Linked DNA regions of Homo sapiens: region 2 is linked to region 1. A link is a loop called in an ENCODE intact Hi-C map of the cell type or tissue named here. Cell type or tissue: A673. All regions are shown on one strand.

Region 1 (5,000 bases):
AATGGTGTGTGTGAGGTGTGAGTGGATGGTGTGAATGAGTGGGGTGTGTGCTGTGTGTGCTGGGGTGTGCGATGGCTGTTGGCATGCGGGGGTGGTAGAATGAGGCATCTCCCTTTTTGGGGTGCGCATGTCTGGAATCTCCATATGGTGAGTGTGTCGGTGCATGTTTCCACGTGTATGTGTGGTGGTGTGTGTGTGTGCATGCATGTGTGATGTGTGTCTGTGTATGTGTGGTAAGTGTGGTGTATGTGTGGTTTGTGTCTGTGTATCTGTATGTATGTGTGGTGTATCTGTGTATGGTATGTGTGGTGTGTGTTTCTGTGTGTATGCGTTGTGTGTGTGGTGTGTGTATGTATGGTGTGTGTGTGGTGTGTGTCTGTGTGTGTGGTGTGTGTCTGTATATCTGTGTGTATGTGCGGTGTGTGTATCTGTGTATGTGTGGTGTGTGTTTCTGTGTGTCTGTGTGGTGTGTGTGTAGTGTTTGTGTGTGGTGTGTGTATGTGTGCTGTGTGTGTCTGTGTCTGTGTGTGTATGTGTGATGTGTGTGTGTCTGTGTGGTGTGTGTCTTTGTATCTGTGTGTGTATGTGTGTGTGTGTGTGGTGTGTTCAGGGCATGTGGAAAGCGTCATCATTTAGTGGAGCCCCTCCCCCTCATCCTCCCTCCCTCCGCCCTTCACCTGCCACTGGGTGGGGCTCTGTGCCTGTCCCAGGTAGTGCTGGACACCCACAGACCAGAAGAGGTCCCTGCCCCAAAGAAGCTCACTGTCGGGTTGGTGACGGCCCAAATGTTAAGGCTCTGTCACTCCATCTCCTACAGGATGAAACTCCATCCCCTTTTCCTGTGCCTGTGGCCCAGCCCACCTGCCCAGCCTCCTCTGCAGTGAGGTGCCGGAGCTCCAGCCATGTCAAACCTGCAAGGCACGGTGGCTGTCCTGGGCGGTCACTCCATGGCCTCCTCATAACCCCATGACAGGCCCACTATGTGCTGGGCTGGGCTGCCCTCCGCAGTGCTCCCAGGGCCCTGCACCTTCACCTTCTGTCTCTGGCATGGGCTCGCCTACCTTGGACAAAACTACTTTGCCTCCCTGAGCCTCAGTTTCCCCATTTGCATAATGGGAATGACCTCAAAGGGTCAATGTGAGGATTAGATGAGAGACAAGATCATAACAGGCAATGGTCCTGTTGATTAACCCAAAATAAATGAATGCTTGGCGCTTCGTGGGTACTTGGTCTCATCAACATCCCTTCTGCTTTTCCAGGAGGCCGAGGGGTCGGCAGGAAAAAGGGTGGACTTTGGAACTGAATGGATTTGGGTTTGGATCTCTGTTTGGCCACTCACCAGCTGTATGGCCTTGGCCAAGGCCGTTCACTTCTCTGTGCACTCGTGTCCTGTGCTGCCCCAACCAGATGACCACCCACTTTACAGTTCCAGAGTCTGAAATCAAATGGGTATCCCTGGGCCAAAATCCAGGGGTGCGCGGGGCCGCTCTTCCTGGAGGCTCCAGGGGAGGAGCCTCCTGTCCCCTTCCAGCCTCTAGTGGTACCCTCAGCTTGCGGCGGCATCACCCGGCCTTGGAGGGCAGCATCTTCAGATCTCCCTGCACTCCTCTTCCCACAGCCTCGGGGCGGATGCTCCCTCTGCCTCCCTCTTATAAGGATGCCTGTGATTGCATTAGGGCCCACCCTGATCATCCCAAATAATACCCCCATCTCAAAATCCTCCACTCAACCCCTTCTGCAAAGTCCTTTTTTCCCTGCTTGCCGTATAAGGTAGCACTGGCAGGTTCCAGGGATTAGGATGCGGATATCTTTGGGGGCAGGGGAGCACTCTTAAGCCTTCCGCCCTCCAGGCATCTGCCGAGGCAGGTGAGGGCGTAGGCTCGGGGGCTATTGTGTGAGTCCAGTGAGACGGAGCATGTAAGCATGTAAGCTGTCATCCACGGACCATTCAACAAATACTGCTGCGTCTCTGCTCCCGGCTGCGCTGGAGGAGGCATGTGCAGGTGACTATGCAGACTACCCTGGGAGACATTCCCCTGCCCCATTTCTGGGCACCTACTGCGTGCCAGGCCAAGCCCGACACCCCACATCTGTCGTGGCTTCATCCTCCATCCCTATTTACTATTTCTCTGACTTCGGGAGGCCTGCTCCCCCGCAAACGCGACTGCTCACAGGGCGGCCTGGCGATGACTCATGCTCTCTCCCTTGGTGGAGAGCAGCCTTTTCAAAGGGCTGGCTGGGGAGGGAGCTAAATTTAAAGCCAGGCTTCCCGAGAAGATCACCTGCCACATCAAAATTGCAGCCATTTAATCGGGAGTCGGGGACAGGAGGCATCGCACCCTCTTTCCTTTCTGAGAGGGTGGTGCTTGGAGGCCAAGACCCTGGGGCGGGCAGGGTGAGGGGGCTCCGGTTTGGTGCGACCAGCTGGTCCCAGGTCTCGACACGTTCCCTCACCTTCCCCCGCTTCCTTGCGGAGCAGCCCCCCACCCTCCCAAGGACCACCCCCAGCCCCTTCCTCCTCCAAGGGGTCCAATCCCCCAGCCCCCATTTCCTAAATTCAAAATCGAGGGCTCAGAGAGATTTCGATGCACCCTGCCCCCTCAAAGTCCTCCGGCAAGGGTGTGGCCAAGCTGGGCAGTGCCCTGGACTGGGTGGCTGCTCTGCTCCTTGGGTAGGGTGGACAGGGCGGGGTCAAGTTGTCACCTCTTTGAGCTTCTGTTTCCTTATTTATCAATCAATTCCAGGCAGGAGGAAGCACTTTGGTGGGCCCTGGAGGGCATTGTGTTCACTCCACCTGTCTACCTGGGAGGAGGCGGAGGCCGTGAGGTGGGGAGACTCAGCCCAGGATCCTGGGAGGGAAAGAGGAGCCAGCCAGCAGCCAGGCCTCTGCCTCCCAGCCCTGGCCTCCTCTGAGGTGTAAGGCTGGCTTGCTCACTGCCGCCCTTGTGCCTTTGCCAGTGGGTGAGGCTGGCTGGCTGCCTGTCCCTGCTCCTGCTCTCCCAACTGACCACAGGAGCCTCGTGTCACAGCAAAGCCATGGCTTCCCTGTGGCTACAGGGATGGGTCACAGGGAGGAAGGGCTGCCCACTGGTTAGGGGTGCTGGCTGTGGGGTCAGAGCTGAATCTGCATCTTGGCTGCTGCTGTATTGTGAGTCTTGACTGCTTGGGGCTGGGTACGTAGTAGTTGCTCTGTGTGCAGGCATCATCGCCATGGCTGACTGCGGTCCCACAGATTTGGAAGGTGTGGTGAGCTGGGTGCCGGGGTCCGGGAAGCTCGCAGGCCAGATGCACTGCACAGATGCCAGCAGTGGGGTTTGCCAAAGGCCATCATCTCATCCCTGGGGGTTCCACAGTCTCCCAGCTCCTCCTCTCTGGCCTGCCCACCTGCCTCTTGGTCACAAGTGTAAACACAGGTTTCTCTTCCAGGCCTGGCAAGGAGGCAAGAGGCGGCTTCTGTCTGCAAACAAAGTGCATGCAGCAGGCCCAGCTCTAAGCCACACCATGACCCCCCTCCCCAGTGTTTCCCTGTAACTACACTGCACTGTGAAAGGAACTTTGCAGGTGTCACAAAGGTGACTGATCAGCAAACCTTAAGAGGAGATGATCTGGCTCAGCTGACCTTGTCACATGAGTCCTTTAAAAGCAGAGCATTTTCTCTGACTGGTGACAGCAGCTGGGGCCCAAGAGACCCCGGGTGAGAGGGGTAGGCATGAGGCAGTGCGGTGCAGGGGTCTCAGGGCAAGGCAGTGAGGAGCTAAGAGCCCCCAACCAACACCAGCAAGGACACAGGACCTCAGTCCTACAGCCACAAGGAGCTGGATTCTGCTGACACCCCCAGATAAGCCCAGGAGCCTCCAGGCGAGGGCCCGGCCCTGCTGATACCTTGAGGTCAGCCTTGTGAGACCCTAAGCAGATAACCCACTGAGCCCACGCAGACTTCTGGCCTCCAGGACTGTGAAACAGCAGGTGGGTGGTGATTTAAGAGTTCAAGTTTGTGGCAGTTTGTTACATTTTGCAGCAATAGAAATACCCACGTCCTCAGCAACCACTCATGCTACTGCCTTTTTAAAGGGGTGCAGAGCCTTACAGCCCATCCTCCACTGTCCCTCGAGGGGACAGCCCCTGACCTCGCCACTCCTCTGCTTACAGACCTTCCATGGGTACCTTCAGGATGAAGTCTGAGCTCCCGATGGTTGGGCATTCAACGTGGGAAAGAAAAGACATCGTCTCCATCAGTTTGGAGAAGATTGGCTGCAGGGGCCCTGCTATGTGCTGGGGGCAGCTGAGTCTCACAAGGGACTGAGCTCCCAGGGAAATGCCTGGACTCCAGAGGCTGCTGTGCAGACCTGTCTGTCCCCCCGAGTCCTAGGGCTCAGGGCCCATGGAGATGCCCCTGGGTCAGGGACCACCGAGCAGCCCAGGCACACTGGGAGGACGTCGGCTACGAGGTGACACGGAGCCAGGAGGCTTGGGGGACTGGGGAGCACCAACTTCACTTCCCAAAGCTGAAACACAAGAGACCCCGGGGATGCAGGCTGTTCCTGGCCTCAGTTTCCTCATCTGTAGGCGATCACTGATGATAAGCCCCGCTCGGGTAGCACCGGGCTCTGTTCTCAGCGTGTGATGCGCATTACATCGTAAGGTGGGGTAGGTGCTATTTGTCAGTGCTGTCAATAGTCAATATCACAGTTTCCCAGGCAAGGAGCTGAGGAGACAGGTGTGGCTGGAACAGTGGCTCTCAGGCAGGGGGAGGGGCTGGTGAATGAGGGCCCTGGTTCTGGCTTTGTGGCTGTGTCCTGGGCTTGCCTCCTGGCACCCCACGTAGCAGCTGGGGACCTGGACCAGATGGACTGGCTACCTCCTGCCGCCCCATGTCCTCCTCTGTAAATCGGGGACAGTGATGACTGGCCTCAGCCCAAGGCTGGCTCACAGGAGGCAGAGGTTCTGTCCAGGGGAAGTGAGAGGTCCCCACCATAGCTCAGATGCTCAACCCCTCCCCA
Region 2 (5,000 bases), 57 kb after region 1:
GGGGCCTCCCTGTGGGCAGGACAGTATTGGGCTGGGCTGAGGAAGAGGCTGGAGTCGAATAAACCTTGACCAGAGGTGGGAGGAAGGATGGGTCTCCCTAGCTGGGTGCAGAAAAGCCCAAGTTGGGCATTACAAACTACTCAGGTCAAGACTGGCCGGGGCGCAGGAGCATTTGGGATGGCAGGTGCTCGCCTGGTTCCTCGTCTCTTTTGTTAACCAGAGTTGCTGGTGACAGGGACCTTTGACTTCCGGAACCCAGGGGCAGTGGGCCTGCGTGGAACTGCCTGAATGCTAGGTGGTAAGGATGAAGCAGAGGAACAAGAAAGAATAGCTGAGACACAAAGAATACTGAAGATGGATGAAATTAACAAAAATAGTGCAACGGGTGTGTTGAATCATCAGAGGCTCATCTGGAGATCAGGCTGGCATTCTGGAAGACAAGAGAAAGCACCTCTTTAGCACAGAGCAAAGTGACTTCGAGATGAGGGACGTGAACTGCAGGACTGAGGGGCAGGGGCGTCTGACAACGAGATTTAGCAGTCCTTTGAGAACAGCTCATGGGGGAGACCAAGGGACAATGGGGAAGAGGAAGTCATAGTTTGAAAAATAATAGGCCAGGCATGGTGGCTTATGCCCGTAATCCCAGCACTTTGGGAGGCCGAGATGGGTAGATCACATTAGGTCAAGAGTTCAAGACCAGCCTGGGCAACATGGTGAAACCCCGTCTCTACTAAAAATTAGCTGGGCATGGTGGCATGTGCATGTAATTCCAGATACTCAGGAGGCTGAGGCAGGAGAATTGCTTGAACTCAGGAGGCTGAGGCAGGAGAATTGCTTGAACCCAGGAGGCAGAGGTTACAGTGAGCCAAGATCATGCCACTGCACTCCAACCTGGGCGACAGAGCAAGACTGTCAAAATAACAACAATAATAATAAGAGTAACAGAAGAACTGTTTCCCCCCGAGCTGCAGCAAGATACATGTTTATGGATCTGATGCACCCGATAAGAGTTGAGCAGGACTAATGATGGAGAAACACCCACGCCTGGTGAAATTTCAGAATGACAACTGTAAGGAGAACATCGTGAAAGCTTACAGAGGGAAAGAGCAGTCTGGGACAAGGAAACAAGAGACGGGCGGGTATCAGAGTTCTCACAATCAGCCACGAAAGCCTGAAGGCAGTGGAGCCATATCTGCCAAGTTCTGATGGAACAGGTTTTGATCAGAGTTCTGTGCCAGCTGAACTGTCTTCAAGGATGAAGGCAAACAGAAGCTTCTCAAGATGAGGAGAAAGGCAGCTGGTTTACCCCCCATGCCCTTCCACATATAAGCCCCAGCCCAGGCTGCACGCACACCGCATTTAGGATGCATGCACAGAGTTTGAGAGCTGCTTGTAATTAAGCAGGGGCCAAGGAGAAGGCAGCATAGATCGGGGGACAGGGGCTTCCAAGGCAACGCAGAGCAGCTGCGAGACAAGAAGCAGGTGAAAACGCCTGTGCGGCAGTCGCTGCTGGGTGGATTCTCCTAAGCACAGGTTTTCAGGAGCTGGAACCACATTTCCTAGTCTGTGGGTTCAATCACACTCTGAGGTTCCTCAGGGAATGACCCCCACGCAATGCTAACATCGGCTTCTTTGTTAATTTCCAACGTGTAGAATGAGTCCATTGACAAAGGGCCGTCAAGCGATTTTTGGTTGTTCCACCTGGATTGCAGAGGCCCTCAACCTTGACCGTGGAGCTCCCAACCCTGATCGTGGAGCTGTGAGCCTGGGCAGCAGCCTGAGTGGGGAAGGGTGGAGGGGGGGTCATTTCTTCACCCTCTGTGCTGCTCGAGGTTGGCACATCAAGAAACTGAGACTAGGTTCTTTGCTCATGTACCCAGCGGCCTCATTTGTCCAGGCCCAATGAGGGCCAAGCACTGCTCCAGACACTGAGGTCAGAGCTGAGCTCAAGACGGAACTGGTTCATCTTCCTGTGGGAGGGTCCGACATGAAGCCCACCACCAACACAGGAGAGAAGCCCCACGGCGGCGGCGCGGATGGTGGGCAGGACTTCATCTGGGAGGGGCGCCTCAGAGCCACTATGCTGGGCACGCCCTGTGGACGGTGACTTTCAAGCCTGGCATGAATGGCAAGAAGGACCCGATCGTCCTGCCCGGGGCTCAGCCGGCTCGGGGGCCGGTGGGGGAAGTCTGCCCTGCCAGAGGAATTGCAAGGCGGCCAGCGGGGCTGGGAGGAAAAGCACAGGTGGTGGAGGAGGGGGCACAGCACGTGAAGCAAGAGGGGTGCAAGGTGCATTCAAGAGAGGTCCCAGGCCCAGGTCCTGCAGGTCTGGAGGCCACAGCAGAGTTTGGACCTGACCACAGCTGCTGTTGGGCATCGTAGGAGGCCTGAACAGGGGAGAGCCCTGGTCCAAGGAGCTCCCTCTGCCTTTGGCCTGCTGGGGACGATTCGGGCAGAAGGAGAGCAAGAGTCTGGGGCGATGGCCGGGGTCAGGCAGCAATGGTGGTCTATGCTTTAAATCATGGAGTCCATTGAAGCCCACAGGGAGAAGAAAATACCGTTGAGGTGAAGGGCACGGGGAGAGAGAGCAGGATGCATAGGGACCTGCCTGGGCAAGCCTCGCGTCTCAGAGCCAGAGCCCGCAGATAATGTGCAAAGATGATAAGGAAGAGGTAGAAGTGGATTATTTGAAGTTAGAAAGAGAGCTGATAGAATTAAAAGCAAAACAGAGAACAGCTGTTGCCTCAGGGGAGCGGGTCTCGGCAGGGGGATGGGAGCAGAGGCGGTTTTTACTCTTCTTTTCTACTCTTCCGTAAGATTTTATATGTATTCTACATAACCATGTGCATATGTAACTTTTTTAATTAAAAAGGGAGGGGGTGGGGAGAAACTAGAAAGATGTGGCTGTGTCACCCTTCCAGAACAAGCCAACTTAATGGCAGAGGAGGGGACGTGGTCAGGAGCATGTGCTGAGAGCAAGCCATGACTGTGAGATGGGCAGAGGTGGGGCTGTTGGCATGGGGTGGTCCGGGAGGCCCTCCAGGAGGCAGAACAGAGGCTGAGCGCAGGGGAATGAGGGCGCACCAGTTGACGAATGGGAGAGGGGATCAGAGGGATCAGCAAGCGAGAAACACTGAAGCCAAACTGACCAGGGACATGAGAGGTCCAAAGAAGAGATGGGAATCCCGGAGTAAGAGACAGGAATCCCCCCCTCCATGGGGGAGGTGGCGGGGAGGCGAGACGGGAGGGGGCTGTCTCAGGCCTGGTGGCCAGAACTTATCCCTGTGTCCTGGGCTATTTGCTTGATGGTGATAAGCCCAGCATCCTTCTATAATTCAGGGTAACACCGTGGCAATGGTAGCTCCTGTGGGTGCTTCCTCTGTGCTGTGCCATGCCCTGTGCTAAGCAGTCCAAGTGGATTATTTTGTTTTCTTCTCAAAGCACACTTGCCTAATTGTTCCCATTCTATAGATGACAAAACTGAGGCTCAGAGAGGTAAATTAGTGCAGAGTTAGTGGGCCGGTAAATGGCAGAGCTGGGACTGGAACCCAGGCAGGTCACTGCTGGCTCTCCAACACCACCCCTGATGGACTCTTGCAGGAGACAGGGCCATCCCCTGGGGTCCTCGGTCCAGCAGGCTGCACTGGCAATAGGGGAAGGTGGAGATGCAAGCCTCGCCCCTGTGCTCCTACAAAGAGGCTCCATGGTCCCCGAACCAGCTGTGTCCAGGGGGTCCCTGGAGCCTGAAATTCATTTCACTCATAAATACATTAAAACATCACCAGAAGCCTTCTCACTGCAGAGGCAGTTGAAGCATCAGGGAGAGAGGCAGAAATCGAGTCTGTGCAGAGGCTGTGGCTGGCTCCTCCCAGGCTGCCTGCTCAAGGCTCTTTGAGGAAATACTCAGTTCGGTAGCGCTCATTGAAGCAAAACAAAGCACCAGCAATGTCAGGAAATAATGAACCCAAATCACTCATTTTTCAGGACAACCATAGGTGCCCCAGTAGAGCAAGGGCAGCCAGTACCTGCAGCCTCCCTGGACGGAGAGAGGCTTCTGCAGGACACAGGCCATTTGCCTGCTTAGGTAACTCACGCAAACAAGGAGGCTGTGGCTTGGGGTGAAATAGCACGGGATGCGGTTGCGTGGGATGGGGTTCAAGGCCTGCATTTGCACCCCTCTGCCTTTGCCACATGACCTTCACCAAGTGAGTCTGCCTCCCTGAACCTGTTTCTTTCACTGTAAAATGAGGATAAGATGGGAGCTCTGCGTCATCATGGTGCTATCAAACCTGAGACTTCACGTGCCTTTGTGCTGTCCCCAGCCTCACAGGTCTCACAGGTCTCACACTTCCATTTCTAAGGATCGCACCAATCTCGCCCCCACCTCCAGGCCTTGGCACCTGCCACTTCCTCTCCCCGGAAAGCTGGTCTCCCAACTTCCCCTGGCCAACCCCAGCAGGTCCCAGCTTCAACATCTCTTCTTGGGTGAGGGTATTCCTTGCTCTCCCATCTATATTATATTATGAGATTGTTCTTTCCTATGACACCCTCTGTTCCCTGGACATCCACCTGCCCTGTGCTGGCTGTGGGGACCTGGGAGGAGCAAGACGCAGGCCGTGGCATGGAGGAGCCCACGGTCTGAAGACAGAGACCAGAGGCATTAACCTAGAAGTTGGACATCACACCAGGAGGACTCATTCATTCCTGTGTTGTCACACCTTGAGGGAGGAGTCAGATTTTAACAGGAAGACACAAGGAAAGGCATTCAGGGGAGGGAACAGCCCAGGCAAAAGCAGAGGAGTATCTGATTGCACGGAGGATTTGGGGACCCCGATAGTGTATTAGTCAGGGTTCTCTAGAGGGACAGAACTAATAGGATATATATTGCGGGGGGGGGGGGGGCGTTTATTAACTTACACTATTACGAGATCCCACAGTAGGCTGTCTGAAAGCTTGAGGAGCAAGGAGAGCCAGTCTGAGTCTCAAAACTGAAGAACCTG

What was found. A loop is a pair of places that touch in the nucleus more often than their neighbours do. Peaks named below come from ENCODE experiments on the same cell type or tissue, not always from the same donor. Only the 100,000 strongest peaks of a DNase experiment are listed, where the experiment ranks them.
Region 2: a loop joins it to region 1, with 8 times the contacts of the local background. A loop is called at or near these places in 1 of 110 quality-filtered maps.

The regions. Positions count from the first base shown.
Region 1 is chr22:44,335,634-44,340,633 of GRCh38, forward strand. No RefSeq gene overlaps it. Among named protein-coding and RNA genes, the nearest start is that of SHISAL1, 25 kb to the left of the region's middle. RefSeq lists enhancers at 1,934-2,697, 2,698-3,461. In A673, no CTCF peak of the experiment used is centred here; a DNase peak (open chromatin) is centred at 2,188.
Region 2 is chr22:44,393,124-44,398,123 of GRCh38, forward strand. No RefSeq gene overlaps it. Among named protein-coding and RNA genes, the nearest start is that of LINC01656, 48 kb to the right of the region's middle. RefSeq lists an enhancer at 2,264-2,869. In A673, no CTCF peak of the experiment used is centred here; no DNase peak of the experiment used is centred here.